2 separate regions of the Homo sapiens genome follow, and region 2 is linked to region 1. Evidence: read pairs that join two places in POLR2A ChIA-PET (ENCODE). Cell type or tissue: CD4-positive, alpha-beta T cell. All regions are shown on one strand. Links, peaks and the distances in the headings refer to the core of each region. The heading gives the core; the rest is flanking DNA. Region 1 overlaps CDC14A (cell division cycle 14A). Region 2 overlaps CDC14A (cell division cycle 14A).

The links. Peaks named below come from ENCODE experiments on the same cell type or tissue, not always from the same donor. Only the 100,000 strongest peaks of a DNase experiment are listed, where the experiment ranks them.
Region 2: POLR2A ChIA-PET joins it to region 1 with 7 read pairs; 11 of 35 experiments call an interaction of 5 or more read pairs at or near these places.

The regions. Positions count from the first base shown.
Region 1 is chr1:100,395,012-100,402,118 of GRCh38, forward strand. All of the region lies in intron 4 of CDC14A (cell division cycle 14A), which reads left to right. Among named protein-coding and RNA genes, the nearest start is that of CDC14A, 46 kb to the left of the region's middle. In CD4-positive, alpha-beta T cell, for the core only: no CTCF peak of the experiment used is centred there; a DNase peak (open chromatin) is centred at 1,800; H3K27ac peaks cover 3,799 bases.
Region 2 is chr1:100,449,146-100,458,776 of GRCh38, forward strand. It overlaps CDC14A (cell division cycle 14A), which reads left to right. Exons shown (of 16, transcript NM_003672.4): 8 at 6,260-6,347. Among named protein-coding and RNA genes, the nearest start is that of GPR88, 84 kb to the right of the region's middle. In CD4-positive, alpha-beta T cell, for the core only: no CTCF peak of the experiment used is centred there; a DNase peak (open chromatin) is centred at 3,676; H3K27ac peaks cover 2,383 bases.

The DNA.
Region 1 (7,107 bases), core at 290-4,289:
TAACTTACATGAGGCAAGCTAGGTAGGTAGGTATATTTTATCAAACAGAAGTCTTTAAGAGTGAAGGTGTTCCTGTTCCTAAAATGTGGAATCGGCCCTCTGTTAAGTGGCATTGACTGACTAATAAAAGTATTTTGTACTAAGACAAACCTTTTTCTCAAAGCCTTAGTTTTCTCATTTGTAAAATTTGGATAATACCTGAGTTTCCTTATCTGCTTCACAGGATTATTGTAAAGATCAAATATCCAACTGCCTGTTTGATAGCTCCATATTATACATCTAAATGATACCTCAAATTTATTGTGACAAAACAGAAGTTTTTATTCCTTCTCTCCCTAAATGTATTTATTTCCCAAGTCATTCCCTTTTTAGTAAGTGGACTACCATCAGTGACTTGCTAAATCAAAAGAGTAGTCATTTTGATTTCTTTTGTTCGCTCATCCCACATTCTACTTATTCGTAAGTTTGGTCAGCTCTACCTCTAAAACATATTGAATCAGAATGTATCTTTCCATCTCTGTTGCTATCACCTAGCCCAAGCCACTGTCATTGTTCACCTGGATTATGACCACAGCTTTATATGTTGTCTCCTTTTTATATTCTTGCTTCCCATTAATTTAGTTGCCATACAACTGTCAGAGTAGTCTTTTAAAATTGTAAATTAGATCACGTCATTACCCTGTTTCAAATCTGTTATTGCTCACTGATCTTGGCATAAAATTTATCCTTACCAATGCCATTAAGATCCTTTCTGATCTGACCCTCTCTACCTCTGTGGTCTCCTTGCTCAAGTTGCTCCCCTCATGCTGGACTTCTAACTGAAATTCCATGCTTGTTCCTACCAAAGAGCCTTGATATTTCTGTTCTATCTGGAATGTTCTTACTTCAGACCTCTGCATGCCTGGCTCTTTCTAATGTTACTTTCTCAGAGAGATTTTCTCTTAATTTCTACCCTGTTACCTCCACCCCTAGTCATCCTTTAGACCTTTGTTGCTTTATTTTCTTTACAGCATGCTACTATTTGAAATTACTTTGTTTATGCATTTACTTGCTTATTATCTCTTTCCCAGACTAGAGGGTAAGGACTTTATCTGTTTTGTTCGTCGCTGTGTGTGGAGGGTGATAAAATATTTAACAAGGGGTTAGGCCGGGTATTCACCCGTTGAGTTGGAAGCTGGGACAGGGTCCTGGAGGCTTCTTGCTTTGCTGAATCTTGGGGAAGTCTAGGGCCTAGGGGGTGGGCGTGGGTCCCAAGGAAGAGACTAGGATGGCCAGTGTGGAGTGGAGTGGTGTGCTGTGGGCTGCAGCTATTTACCAACTGGTATAGAACTATTTCAGTATTTGAACACTATCAATTTAGAGCTGTGCCTGGTATGTAATGGGTGCTCTGTAAGTATCTTTTGAGTGAATGAATAATGGGATGACAAAACATGAAAGAAAGAAGGTAATATATGGGAAACTCCTGAAAATAATGAAGTTGGACGTAAGGTATAAAGTGGTGTCTTCCCCTTTACCAGAATATTTGTAGTCATGACTGAGCCAACTTTGGTTTTTAAAGATACAGAATCAAAGTAAAGAGCATAGACCAAGGGTAGTAACAAGTATACAAAATTACATCACTACCTAGCCTTTTTTTAAAAAATAAACTTGTATTTTCCCAATTTTTTTGTGGTAAAATATACGTAACATGAAACTTGCTGTCTTAACCATTTTAAAATGTACAGCTCAGTGGCATTAACTACTTTTCAACTGTTGTGCCACAAACACCATGGCTTACTTTTGAGTGTGCCATCTTGTGGCACTTTTGGTTTCTCTGTTAGATAATGACTTCAAGTATTTCACAGCTTTTGTGTTTCTATTTCCTTATATCTAAGTGGGGGGAGACTTTTTATGCTTTCTCTCATAGAGCTGTCATAAGGATCAAAAAGGAGATAAAATATAGACCAAGCTTGTTTAACCTGCGGCTGGCTTTGAATGTGGCCTAACACAAATTCATAAACGTTCTTAAAACATTATGAGATTTTTTTTTTTTTTAAAGCTCATCAGCTATCCTTAGTGTTAGTGTATTTTATGTGTGGCCCAAGACAATTCTTCTTCTTCCAATGTGGCCCAGGGAAGCTAAATGATTAGACACCCTGATATAGACCATCATGTTCAGTGATCTTAAAGCCAGGGTTGCTGGAATGATGTGGGCACTGGAGACCACAGTGACACTTAGCAGATGCTAGGCACCCATTTTAGGGATGCCTCTACTAGTAGAGCATCTCTTCACCCCCTGCATTGTGACATTGTGCTCCTTGAGATGGAAGGCTCAGATTTAAGAAGAGACCAGCTTTGTCAGAAAGGTGTTTCCCTTCCAGGGCAACACTCAGTGCAGTTTTGAAGTTAGGATGTTTAGATCATTGTAGCATCTAAAACACTCTGATATGAGTTTGAAAAAGATGGCTTTTTAAAATTATGAGTATGAATTAATTAGGTTCTTGCCATGTGCTTAAAGACCAAGTCTTCACTAGTACCTGTGTTACTATATTGTTTTCAGTTTTGCAGGCCTAGGTCAAGGAGAATTTGGATCAGGTCACCGTGACTGAAGAATTGGAAAATAATATGTATGAGAAGATGTTAAAATAAGTGTGACTGTATAGCTTAGAAAATTAAGTTCAGAGTTAAAGAAATACAGTTTTTTTTTCTGTTATGTGGAGGATGCTTAAACAGAGGTGGTAGCCACATTATATACTTTCCTTACCCACTTGTTAAGTCTTTGCATTGCTAAATTAGAGGTCTACATTGTGGATTAACTGAGACTAGCCTGAACCAGATGTCATGTCTGAATTGGGAATAACAAGCCTGAGGTTTTTAGACTGTCTAACCATGTCTGTGTTGGCTATTTATTTTGTAGACTACACTTAAGACCTAAGTAGTTATACTCTACTGCTAAGTCTGTGACTAATTGCAAAGAAGCCATTCTCCATTTGGCTTAGTGGTTGTGAGCAATGACTTTAACATAGCCACAGGCTCACTGGGCTTTGAATCCAATTGTTAGTTGTATGCCCTGAGCAAGTTAACTTATCCAAACTCCTGTTTTTTTCATCTTTAAAATAGGCATAATAATACCCTATTTTACTTGCGGTGAGGACTGAAGGAGGTCATTTATATAAAGGTGTCATCGGTGCAGTGTCTGACGTTGTATGCACTTAGGAATGTCTGGTGGCCCTGGCAGGGAAGCTGTGTGGCCTTCCACAAAGTTTTCTGACCCAGTCTCCTACTTCCTATCACTCACTTTTGTGCGTAGACCCTTTGGGCTACCTCCCTGATGATCGGACAGCTACTTCCCCTCTTTCTGTCTGCCCATCTTCCTCTTGTCCATCATATTTTTCACTTAAATACTTCCTTGGCTCAGTAACAACACTCATATGGTTGTTAATCTGATTATTGCTTAGTATAATTCACTGGAAGGTAGGAGTATATTTCTCTCCAAGGATGTTATTTTAAGGGAATATTTTGTTTAAACCAAATGAATTTGTGAGATCTGTAGTCAGGTATTCATTAGTTCAGTAAATCTTTGTTTAGCTACTATGAGCCCTTCCTAGCACTATGGTAGGTTCTAGGGAATAAAATATATATACATATAAACAATGCCTAGCTTAAAATGTGGGACAGGTGAGCAATAAACAATTGTTTAAAGCGGGCAATAGGTACAATTGGGTAAATATGAATTTATCTAACAAATGTTTTTTTGAGGTATTTTCATGTAACAGGCCTTGTTCCTGGAGTTGAGGATACTAAGGTGAATGACTCCCTGCCTGTTGGTGTGGGTGTGGAGGGCTGGGTTCAGACCTGGAGAGAGGGGAGGTTCCAAGATGGTCAATCCCAGCAGGCCAGGTTGCTGAGGAACCATCAGACAGGGAGAATAGCATGAAGGTGATGATGCTTTTTCTGGTGGTAGGGGAGTGAAGGGAGGCTGGAAGAAAACTAGTTATTTTAAATTTTTAATTTAATTTTATTTTAAATGTCCGTTTTGAAAAGGGGATAATCTAATGAGAAGATAGGGGTGTTTTTTTCCCTTACAATTAAAAAAACTTTAAAAAGTGGAGTAACCACATTGTAGAAGAAATGTGGAAAAATTCTCTCGCAGTTCTAAACCTGAATTATTTATTAGGTGTGATTGCAGTGTAGTTTTTTGAGCCTTTTAAAATTTAGCCTATGTATGTTTTGCCATTTTGCTATTCAGGTGACCAAATAATATTTCATTTAGAGAGAATACCATTGTTTAACATTTTAGATTTCTTTCAAAATTTTTTATAATGTAACACATCTCTTTCTATATTATAAGTGTTTCTTTTCGTGGATTTTTGTCTTTAGAGTGCCAGAAATAGGGTAAATAATTTTAAATTTCAGAGTTTTTAAGACTCTTGGAGCATATTGCTATACTTAAGCAAGTTTATACTAAATTTGGTATTATGTGAAATCTCCAATTTCATGTAAACTTTGCATATTGGGTATGAACATTACAGTTTTAGAAATTTAATTGGTGAAAAATGCTACCTCATTGTTTTAGTAATCATTTTTTTGATTAATGAGGTTGATTATTCTCATGTTTTTATTTATAGATTTATTAACTGTTTGAAAACTTTGTGTTTTTATATTTGTTTCCTATATTTAGACCATTTTAGAGTGGATAAGTGCTATTAGCCTCCATTAAAAAAGTAAGTTAGCCAGGTACAGTGGTGGGAGCCTGTAGACCCAGCTACCTGGAGACTGAGGCTGGAGGATTGCTTGAGGCCAGGAGTTTGAGGTTGCAGTGAGCTGTGATCACACCACTGCACTCCAGCCCAGACCCTGACTCAAAAAAAAAAAAAAGATGAAGTCATTTTATCTGTGTCTATTTGTTTCAATAGATACAGACTACTAGAAATCATGCCCATCAGTCCAAGTTTCTGTAAAAAATTAGGAAGTCCATAGACCTTTCCTGCTGTTACTCATTAGAATGTCAGAATGCTCTATTAAATACTTCTGTATACCTGAATATAAATGTGCTTAATTGGAACTGCTGATAATGGACCTATTGATTTTTGAACATTAAGCCGTCTGCTGAGTATACAGAAATTTTAACAGAACAGTATTATTTAAAAGTGGTTACAGTGTGTGTGTTTAAATCATTGGACACTGATATACCCAGACAATTAACTGTGATTTTGTTTTTGTTTTTATTGTTTGGACCAAGTATATTATTTTGCTTATATTTTGACTCACAATTCTGTAAATTCTGATTTCAGAACTACTTTACATTGACATTAAAAAACTGTAGATTAAATAAATGTCATTTAAAATGTAGGTAAAATTATCAAAAAGTTGGTTCAAAATAATAAAGGCATTTACTTTAAATATTTATTGAACCAATAATATATTAGATGTCAGCTACTAGTGTTCTGTCATCCTTCTCTGTGGCTTGTTGGTAAATCTAACGGCAGTGTTTGCTTCTGCTTATAGAAGTTAGTGGAGAGGAAGGGAGGGGAGGCACATGGCTGGGGCTGGGCAATTTCCTGTTTGCAGTTCCTTCCTTTTGTAGTTTGATAGGCAACTCTTTTGTGATGTTGCCTGTAAATGGGCCAGTCTTTTATCTTTGTAGGCTTGTATTTTTGGTGGCTTTGAAACAGATCAGGCTCCTTAAACTCATACAGCATTTTCAATTTCAGACTCTTTGAGACTGGACATTCTGTTAGCCTTCTGCATATGGGTAGAGCAGTGTCACCTCTTAACTTTTCTTGCCTGTTTCATTTAGCTGTGGGCGAGGAAAATTAGCTGTTTGCTTTTCATTACTGGAAGATTTATCAAGTTAAGGTGCATCAATCTTTTCAGTTTTTTTTTCTTTTTTTCTTTTGGCATCCTGATAATAAACTTCCTTTGTGTTGTAAATAAGCTCTCAAATTTATATACACATACACAGCTGCACACACAGGCATACATACTCACTGCATTTAGTACTATATATTTAGTAGGGATGCACTGTGTATGCTTACAGTAATTTACTCACAAATTTCTGAATCTTATCAGTAGCTTTGGAATAACATATACTTTCTGTGTGAAGAAGCTAACATCCATTTGTTTCATTTTAGGTTGGTGCAAAAGTAATTGCGGTTTTTGCTACTTCAAACAATATATACTGAATTAAGGGGATGTACTTTTTTTTAGCACTTGAAATTATTTATTTACCAGTTTATTATCTCTCCCTTTAAGGGAAAGGACTTTGTCTTATTTTCCACAATAGCCCCAGTATCTAGAACAATGTCTGACACATCCTAAGCGTTCAATAAGTGTTTGTGAAATGAATGACTGTTTAATTGATAAATAAGTCTTGGTTGACTTCCACAGTTTTGTGGAAGTTTAATATGGAGTAATTTAAAACCTGTGATGTGCTTAAAGATAAATTATGAAGTCGGTACTAATTGTAAAAATAACAGCAAGAATCAGTGTTGCAAAGCATTAACTAATTTTCTTAAAGTTACTGAGTAAAACAAAGTGTGTTATATAGAACTGAAATGGGCTTTGTTAATACTGTACATACAAACATTTGAAATTAATATTGTGGATAATAATGTTAATTTTACTCTCAGCATTGTTTCTGTTTTTCTCAATAGGTGAAACTACTTATTTATACATATAAGTATTTGCTACTAAGTGTCAACGATTTTTTTAACAGCCATCCTTGCAGTCTCAGGATAATTTCCAGTTAAGAATTAATTCATGGGGCCGGCCACGGTGGCTCATGCCTGTAATCCCAGCACTTTGGGAGGCCAAGGTGGGCGGATCACCTGAGGTCGGGAGTTCGAGACCAGCCTGACCAACAGGGAGAAACCCCGTCTGTACTAAAAACACAAAATTAGCCAGGCATGGTGGCACATGCCTGTAATCTCAGCTACTCAGGAGGCTGAGGCAGGAGAATCACTTGAACCCGGGAGGCGGAGGTTGTGGTGAGCCGAGATCGCGCCATTGCACTCCAGCCTGGGCAACAAGAGCAGAACTCCATTAAAAAAAAAAAAGAAGTAATTCATATGCTTGAAAGAGGAATACTAGAAAATTTTTAATTAGAGTTGGATCTTGAAAATTTTT
Region 2 (9,631 bases), core at 2,134-6,133, 56 kb after region 1:
TTCTAGAAAGTGATTTCACATTATTTTAGCCACATTACAATGTAGCGCATCTGGGAACTGTTTGTGAAAAAGCATGGGTTCATTCTGGATGCCTGGGATTGAGTCTTTCTTGGATCTTGGGCCTCTTCGATCAAGACTTCACATTACTATCAGGGTGTAGGTTTTAAAAATTAAGTCTGATTATATCATTCCCCTGTTTTATCATTTCCCCTTCATGGGCTCCACACTGACTAAAGGTGTGGAGGAAATGCAGACTCCTTACTACAGCACAGAAGGCCCTTCTTGACATGGGCTTGTCCTTCCTCTCCACCCTTGTCCTTTTCCACTCCCTCCCCATACCCAAATCCACGCAGCTTACCCGGTGGCGGCTTCTGAGCTTTTGCACATGCTCTTGCTCCCTCCTCCTGCCTGTCAGCTCTTCTTTCTGGTCCACTGTATTTACATGGTTGACTGTTAAGTCCTTCTCAACCCCATGGAAGCTCTTCTCATGTAGCCTTGTGTGGTACTCTGTTTACACATCTGTGTCTTTCCTGTATCTGCGGGTACTTTTGGGCAGCAACTTTGTCTTATTCTTCTTTGTTTGAATAAGTAACCTACTAGCACAGTACACTCATAGTGGGCAGTCATTATTTGTGGAATGAAAGAACTAATGAGTAAATGTGTGAATAATACTAAAAACAGGAGTATAGCACATTTCAAGATATTTTATATGATCTGTTTTCAGTGGAAAGTGCCTAAAACATGTTGATTAAGAATCCATTCTGATTTTGCAGTAATATTCCAAGGGACAAATTTACCATGGTAGACAACTTCTTCAAATGATGTTTCTTTTATCAGCAGCCAATCTATGCTGCAAGAGTGAGGTTTTTTTTTTTTGTTTCTAAGTCAGTTATTTACAACACAGATTGCTAGATGTTTTAATCTAAGACCAGTTCTGTATGGAACATCAATTTAGTTTAATATGTGAGTGGGGACCTATCTCCAGGTTGACTCTGTCATCCTTCACTGCATAAGTAAATTTTCAGATTGACCAGGTGGTGTAGAGTCCTAACAATTGCTCTTTAGCACCTACCTTGAGAAATAGTAAAGTTTGTTAGGCCTCCTGTCTCTCAGCAAGTCACATTGGGTCAAGAGCAGGAGTCAATATTGTTGAACACTGAAGTTATGATGCTTCAAGACTTTGTTTGGATTAGAATTTGTACAGCAAACTAAAATGTAATCTGGATGCTGCTTGGTCTGCCTTCTTTACATGTTGGTGGATTATGGAACTGGAAATAATGGGACTGCCATAGGACTGGGGTCAAGCAGTCCTCAGAATGCAAGTATGTGGGCATGTCCTCACCACCTGGAGCAGTTATGGAAGTACGCCTCCTGTGGCAATTTGAATATTGGAAGAACTATTAGAAGAAGCATTCTCCTGGAGCTGTCTGGTAGTGTTCATTACACCACTCCAAAGCCTCAAGTTTAAGGAAGCAAAATTACTTCCTGGCCACCGCAACTGCAAAAGTGAGGGGACCCAGTGTTTCCGTATCTGTTACACCCATTGCTGGTTCAAAGCTCACGTTGGTTAAGTCTATAAAATGTTTTGAGACTTACCCTGACCTAAACAATTCCCCATGGCTTTTTTTTCTTCCTCTTTAATGATTGTTTGGTATCTTTTCCTTCTTTAATCTCCAAACTTCTTAAGAGAGCAGTCTCGACTCTAATTATGGTCTGGCCTCTACTGAAACTGTTCCTGCTAACACAAGCGTTCGTAAAACCAAGTGGCCATGCTTGTTCTTCTTCCTACTTGGTTTATTCTATGGTCGCTCTCTAATTCGCATTCCTTCCCTGATTTATAATGTGCTGTCTTTTGGATTTCTCCTCCCTCCATGGCTAGCCATCTTTCTCAGCCTCCCTCTCAAATCCTTTCTCTTCCTTTGCCCACCCTGATTTGCTGGGGTTCTTGAGGACCTCATGATTTCTGGTTATACACACTTTGTATGATTAAGTGCATCCAGTTCCAAGTTTCAACAACTATGTTTGTGCTGCTGACTCCAAATCATCTTTGCGTCTTGAACATTGGAGTGGCATCTGCAAATGTGCACTGGATTTTTGCACCCTGCTGTTGTACCAGCAGAGGTGTTCACTGATCTGGACTTTTGGAATGGGCCTCCACATGTTTTCCAACCCCACTGTCTCCCTGCTGTAGCTGATGCTAGCAGAGGTGAAGCAGTCATCCACATGGGACACTCCTCTTTTGCTCCACCACACCGTCTCCCTCAAAAGCAAGTCTAAATTAATAATCTAGAGTTTGATTATTATTTAAAGCCAGATGGCATGTCAACTTAAACCAAATAATTCAAATATTTACTTTGCTTTAAGCTCATAAAGTGCCTGTCCTTACAGCATATTTGCATTTATGTAATACAACTATACTGTCAACACTGTTTTGTTGTTTTAGAAGTTAGGGAAATATAAAGAAGGCACTTTTTAAATGAATTTTAAAATGCCACTGTGGTTCTACCTTATTAAATTTCAAAATAGTCTTTGTGTCACTGTCATTCCTCTTACATACTTTTAGTATCGCATGTTCAAAGTGTAATGTGACTTTTTCTTTAATGGATAAAACGAAGATGAAAATAACATCTACCTCATAGGGTTGCTATGAGAAGTAAGTTGTATAGAATACACTAGTGTTTAACACAGAGTCAGTGGTATCCACATATTTGCTGCCATTTTTGTTACTGTTATTTGTCATTCCCACCTGCCTTTGGACTCTGTAAAAGCATAGAGAATGCTTTTTATTATTTTATGTTTGACACCAAGTTACAGTCCTTGATATATAATAAAGGCTCAGCAAATGTCTAAATGAATGTTGAATTGCGCTTCAAAACTGTTTCTGCATGTTTTCCTAGAAAACACATCTGTTGATATAGGAAATCAACCTTGTAATCGTCAACCTCAAAGACTATCTTTTCTATCTTATTGTAGGTTTGTTACAGTAGTAAAAAGGTCAAATAGTTTTCAGTGTTTGGACAGAAAAATGTATTTGTGACCATTACTATAGAGTCACAAATGCATTTCTTAGAAATCATAAAAATTGGCCGGGTGCAGTGGCTCATGCCTGTAATCCCAGCACTTTGGGAGGCTGAGGTGGGTGGATCATGAGGTCAGGAGTTCGAGACCAGCCTGGCCAACATGGTGAAACCCGGTCTCTACTAAAAATACAAAAAAATTAGTCGGGCCTGGTGGTGTGTGCCTGTAATCCCAGCTACTTGGGAGGCTAAAGCAGGAGAATTGCTTGAACCCGGAGGCAGAGGTTGCAGTGAGCTGAGATCGCACCGTTGCACTCCAGCCTGGGCAACAGAATGCAACTCCATCTCCAGATAAAAAAAAGGAATTGTAAAAATTCATGTTTTTTAGTCAAATTATATTTTGAGTGCACCAGGAGAGTGAGTTATTCAAAAGAAAGCTGTGAATCTTTTGTAGATTGGAGAATCCTATAGCACAGTGAATAACAACACCTAAATGTATCACTTTCAGGAATTCAGATTTTTTTATTTTGGATTTTTCTTACAGTGAAGAACATCTATAGTTTTTTTTGCATAGTATTTGGTAGGTAGTAGGCTTTAGATCAGAAGTGGTAATATCATACTCTTGCCTCATCCTTGCTTAGGTATTTGTTTACAAAATGTGGTAGGGTTGGAAAGTACCTTAAGTTCCTGTCTGATCTAGATTTCTTTGAAGTGTATGTGTGTGTTTAATTAGAAAAACCAACTTGGGTCATATAAAGTATTTTATTATTGATAAACATTGACATTTGTATAATTCACTATGAATAAAGGCACAAATATTAACTTTGGAAGACTACCAAAGTAAGCGTATATTATATTAGGTCAGTTAAAAGCTGTAACTTCCTTATTAATTTTTTCTCAGATTTAGGTCTAAGACCTAAATCTTTTTGTTTATTCCATCAGCCTTATCCTGGCTGCTGAATATAACCCAATATTATCTACTATTTATCTTTTTGGGTAGGAGGATTTGCAAACATATTCTTTTGGTTCTGTGAATGAATGTATCTTAGGGATCCCCTTGCCTCTCTCCATATGATTAATTATAAAAGGTTGCTATTTAACCAAATGGATTTCTGTAATCCAAATAAGCAGATATTGCAGAGCGTATTTATCTAACCTACTTGGTGGTCAAGGATACAGAAATAGTGACCGTAGAAACCTGTTTTCTTTTATTGTTCATAAAGAATTGGTTTTAGTCTCTTGATGATTAGTGCATACCTTTATTCTTGGATTTTCAAATACTGTGTTAAGCTTAATAATTACTTGAGAGATATTGGATAATTAATTTGAGACTTTTATTTAAACAAGCAAATTTTAATTGCCATAATTAGATTCTTTATTTAAGTTGTTATAAATAGAAGCTATGCTTGAGGTTTAATTTCACATGTGCAATCATAACACTCAGGGTTTCTTAGATTTTACTTAGGGCATTTTGGATATTTTTTTTATTTCCTTTGAGACAGAGTCTCACTCTGTGGCCCAAGCTGGAGTGCAATGGTGCAAACTCGGCTCACTGCAACCTTCATCGCTGGGGCTCAAGCAGTTCTCCTGCCTCAGCCTCCCAAGTAGCTGGGACTACAGGCACACACCACCACACCTGGTTAATTTTTTTGTATTTTTAGTAGAGACGGGGTTTCACCATGTTGCCCTGGGTGGTCTTGCACTCCTGAGCTCAGGTGATTCACCTGCATTGGCCTCCCAAAGTGCTGGGATTACAGGCGCGAGCCGCCACGCCCAGCTGGAGATATTATGTTTATTACAACTAGATTAAATGCAGTTCAGATGTTTATAAGATGGTATGCACAGTTTCACATATAACTTTTTATAACTGGGAAAAAAATCTGCATTAAAAAATGACAATTATATTTTATAGCCAAGTTTTGATTTTCATGGAAATGATAATGGGTAATATAAGTAATTAAAGTAATGGCTCCAGTTTTTTTTTGATGGCCATATTCCAATTTGTTTAACAAATATTTATTGTGTTCTTATGGTAGAGTACAGAGTCTATATTGGGTCAGTTTTCTACTGTTGAGGTCCTTGCCATATAATGGGGGGAGAAAGCTTTTTATATGGATGGTAACGGATGGCCCAGTGAAGAGAACAACATTGCTTCCCTGCCCTGAGGATGGAGACAAGGAGGGCAAGGGTAGGGGTAGGTGGGGAGGGGGTGGTGGTGGTAAAGACAGCGTAAGTGAAGAGGTGATATATATATTTTGTGATGCATTGCACAAATGCCTTCTAATGACTGCAAAATTTGGGGTAACCTTACTCGTGCCCCAGTGTCCCATGGTTCGGAGGCACATGGGGAAGGGAAGAAAATGGGGGAGATGATGGAGCCATGGGAATGTGCTTGGCTACTTTCTTGGTCTTCTTAAGCCTTTTCTGAGGATCTCTTAGCGTGTTTAGACTAGAGGCTGATAACTGGTGCTCAAAGTCAGCCAATGGGCATGTTTTATTTGGTTTCACAGGAGTTAAAAACCTAATTTAAAAAGTCAACATTTTAAAAAGAGAGTTTTCACATGAAAATTCAGTTGGAAGATCAGCTGTGTTCAGTTGGCTTTCCTACAAGGTGTCTCATTAGCTGGAGTGGAGGAGCACCTGACTCTATGTATGTCCCTTGCTTGAATCTTGTTATCCTCCAGAGTACAGCTTGGCTGACTCTGGTTTGTGGAATGGATGCGCCAATATCACTCGCTCCTGCCTTTTGCCATTTCCCCCTCTAAAAATCAGCATTGACAAGAGATAACAGCCCTATAAAAAGAGAAAAAAAATTGGAAGTGTATTCATCAGGAGCTTGATATTTACAGATGTTTTTTCATTGTTTAAAATATGTTTACTACATTCATGGAAAGTTTTCATATTTCCCATTTTCTCTTATTTATCGCCAAGACAAGCAATGTTTGTTTCCATTTCATTTCTTTGCAGTGGCCAGGAAACAAACATTTTATGCAAAATACCTCTGCCGTAAATAAAAGTTTCTAAACATTTCATACAGTCTAGACACAAGTTTTTCTAAAGCGGATTGAATTCCTAAATAGCATTTTGAGAATCAGGTGCATGTTTTTATTTTAAGCTATGTTTGTCTACATGTATGTCTAATTAGTACTAAGAGTGAAAAGCAGTTTTATTTGTAAGGGTTTCCTAAATTGTATAAGAATTATAAAATATTTTTCTTCTCTTTTCTTACAAAATTCTGCCAGCGAGTTGAAAATGGTGACTTCAACTGGATTGTTCCAGGAAAATTTTTAGCATTTAGTGGACCACATCCTAAAAGCAAAATTGAGAATGGTAGGTTTTTTTTTCCTTTACCATCCAAACATTTATTTTGATTTATCTTTCTAAGTTTCTTAACTTCCTCAGATAATTATTTTCTTTGGTAATATTCTCCAAAGAATATTTATTCATAATTTAAAAAATTGAACAGTAGTAATAGTGTGTTAAATATTGTATTTCCAGTAGGTGGAGCTATAATCACTGTTTTAGAACTTAACAAATTTTTAGCTTGCCATAAATAGGATGTTCACTTTACCTGACCCCCAATTATTAGAGAAGAATCTGAGAAACAAACTGGTCAAACTCATAAGCAGATTGCTGTATTCTTTCAGTGGTTCTCAGATTTATTTGTTGGTAGAGTGCTACACATCAAGATGTTCTTTGGGTAACACCATGTTGAATAATGATGATGAAGACAATCTGTCATTTACTGAATACTTAGGTGCTAGTTACACAGATCACAGCATTTATCTCTTTTAACACTCAACACAACTCTATGAGATACAGATATTGTTATCTGCATTTTAGGGAGGAGTAAATTGAGCCTTATTAGTAGAGAATTTGCCCAAGGTCACAAAGTAATAGGCAGAACTGGTACTCCAAACCAGAGGAGGGCTCCTAAACATTGCCACTACACTGATACACTTAGTTCCATTGTGACAACTAGGTACAATTTTCTAGCTGACAGTGGTTAAACTACTTATTTGCAGCATAATTTATTGCCATGGGCATACATATTTAGGAAAAAAATAAAAACAAAACTAAAAATAAACCTTTTGAATGAAACATGATCAGCTATGCAAGTTTTCCCATTAAGACTTATTTTGTACTTACTAATTTTTTCTATCTACTAATATTCCCTAGAAAACAAGTAATGATAGACAACAGAGGTTCAAGAATAATTTACAAGAGAAGTACATAAAATTGAAAAAATATCCATGAACAAAATATCCCCCCCCCTTTTTTTTTCTATCTGATCATAGAGGTGGAATACCAGTGTTCTGAGGGAACCTAACTTGAAACCTCTGGTCTAGATTTATTCTTCAGCTGGGCATGGTGGCATGTGCCTGCAATCCCAGCACTTTGGAAGGCTGAGGTGGGAGGATTGCTTAAGGCCAGAAGTTCAAGACCAGCCTCGGCAACATAGCAAAACCCTGTCTCTTAAAAAAAAAAAAAGATTTATTTTTCTTTAATCATCATATTCTAGAATCTAGTTTCATTGTATATTGTTATTCATGCATTTAGGTTTTATAATTTGAGCTTTCATAAATATGCTTATCATTTCATACCTGTGACATATTTAATAGGGAACTCTGCTTGAATCATGATTTTACCATGCGAATGGGCAATCCAGGTCTAGAGAGTTAAGCTCACAAACAGGATACCTCTATGGTGAAGTCAGAATTTGATCTTCTTACTTATAAGCTTGCTAAATAATCTTTTTTGGTCTGGACATTCAATAATTAACCTCTGTCATTTTGGGTTGTTAGGAATTACATGTTGAGAGCCTGAGGAAACTGCTTTCTGACAATTGGCCTTTCAAGATAAGACTGATTAAACCTGCTTTCTGTGCAAATTATCTGACTCAGGCCCAGGAAATGTTAGTAGGGATATTGTTTCAGTAGTAGTTTTGTTGTTGGGTATTTGGCAAAGTCGAAAGACTTTCACCATTTGTGATTCATGTGTTTGACTACGTTTTCTTAATGAGAAATTGAGAGATATAATTGTAAAAGCCATTTAAAAGTTTTTATGTATATAGACATTGTATATTCTATGGATACATGCATTTTGAAAAAAATTTTTTTTTAACAAAAGTGGCATCATAACATAGTTAATATCTTACAGCCAGGTTTCTTCACTTAACATATCACGACTTCTTTTTATAGCAGTAAATGAAGATCCATGTAATCATTTTCCACGACTGCATTGCATTTTGTTCTACCATATGACTGTGCCATATTGTGTTAATTTATTTTTGGTTTTTGCTTTTGTTTATTTAGAGACAGGCTCTTGCTTTGTTGCCCAAGCTGGAGTGCAATGGTGTGATCATAGCTCATTGCAACCTTGAACTCCTGTCCTCAAATGATCTTCCTGCCTCAGCCTCCCAAGTAGCTGGGACTACAAGGCACAGCCCACCACACCTGGCTGGTTTTTTTTTTTTTTTTTAATTTTTAGTAGAGATGAGGTCTCTATGTTGCCCGGGCTGGTCTTGAACTGCTGGGCTCATGTGATCCTCCTGCCTCCCAAAGCACTAGGATTACAGATTTAAGCCACTGAGCCCAGCCTGTTAATTTATTTTTGGATGAGATCTAAGTTGTTTATCTCTTATTCTTACTCTTTTTTTCCTTTTTAAATTTCATCATCTATTTAACCAGATGAAGTTTTTCACTTTTTAAAAACTGCTGTGGTTGGCATAAATGTTCATACATCTTTTTGCAGCTGTAGTTTCTTCTCTAAATTGTTAGAAATAGAATCACTAGATAAAAGGATACGCAATTTTGTATAATAAGTTATAAGTGTCAAAAATATTTAAAACAATTTTTGGTCCTATATTTAATATGGGGAAAAAATTATAGCCACCATTCGCTTACCTGCCAGGAAGGGTGCTAAGCCTCTTGCATATACATCATCTATTTAATGATCAGAACAACCCTCTGGAGCAGGTGGTATTTATTTTATAGAAGAGAAGCTGGAGGCTTACAGGAATTACCTAACTTGTCCAGGTTCATAGGCCAGTAATTGTTGGCGTGTGGATTCAAACATTGGTCTGTTTAATTCTGAATTTTGTGTTGTTTTAAATTTTATTATAGAGGATGTACATGCTCACTCTAGAAAATTTAAGTAATATAAAGAGTAAAACTCTTTAAAAACATCATATAATCAAGAAATAATCACTTTAAGATATCGCTCTATATGCATATTTTATTCTATGCATGTATTGTGCCCTGTCATATTGACATAAAAAAATCTGAAAGTACATTTATCTCACCTTTGTCAGCTTTTATGATGCCTAGAACAATTTCATTTAAGGCTGCCATTGGTAAAATATTGCTATTTTACTGGAATTTCCATTTTAAGATCTAATATTCACTAGAAGCTTCACTATACTTTTTTGTAAAGTACTTTAACTTTGTAAATGCTTTTTGAAGTTGAGAAAATAATTTTGTGATGGAATTAATAAACCTGATCCAATTACAGTGACGTCTTGGTAATTTTTTTTTTTTTTTGAATTGAGAAACCTGTGTTTTTCTGAGGAGGCTGAAAGTCATTTTAGAGGCTCGTTAGAAAAGCTGAGGTTT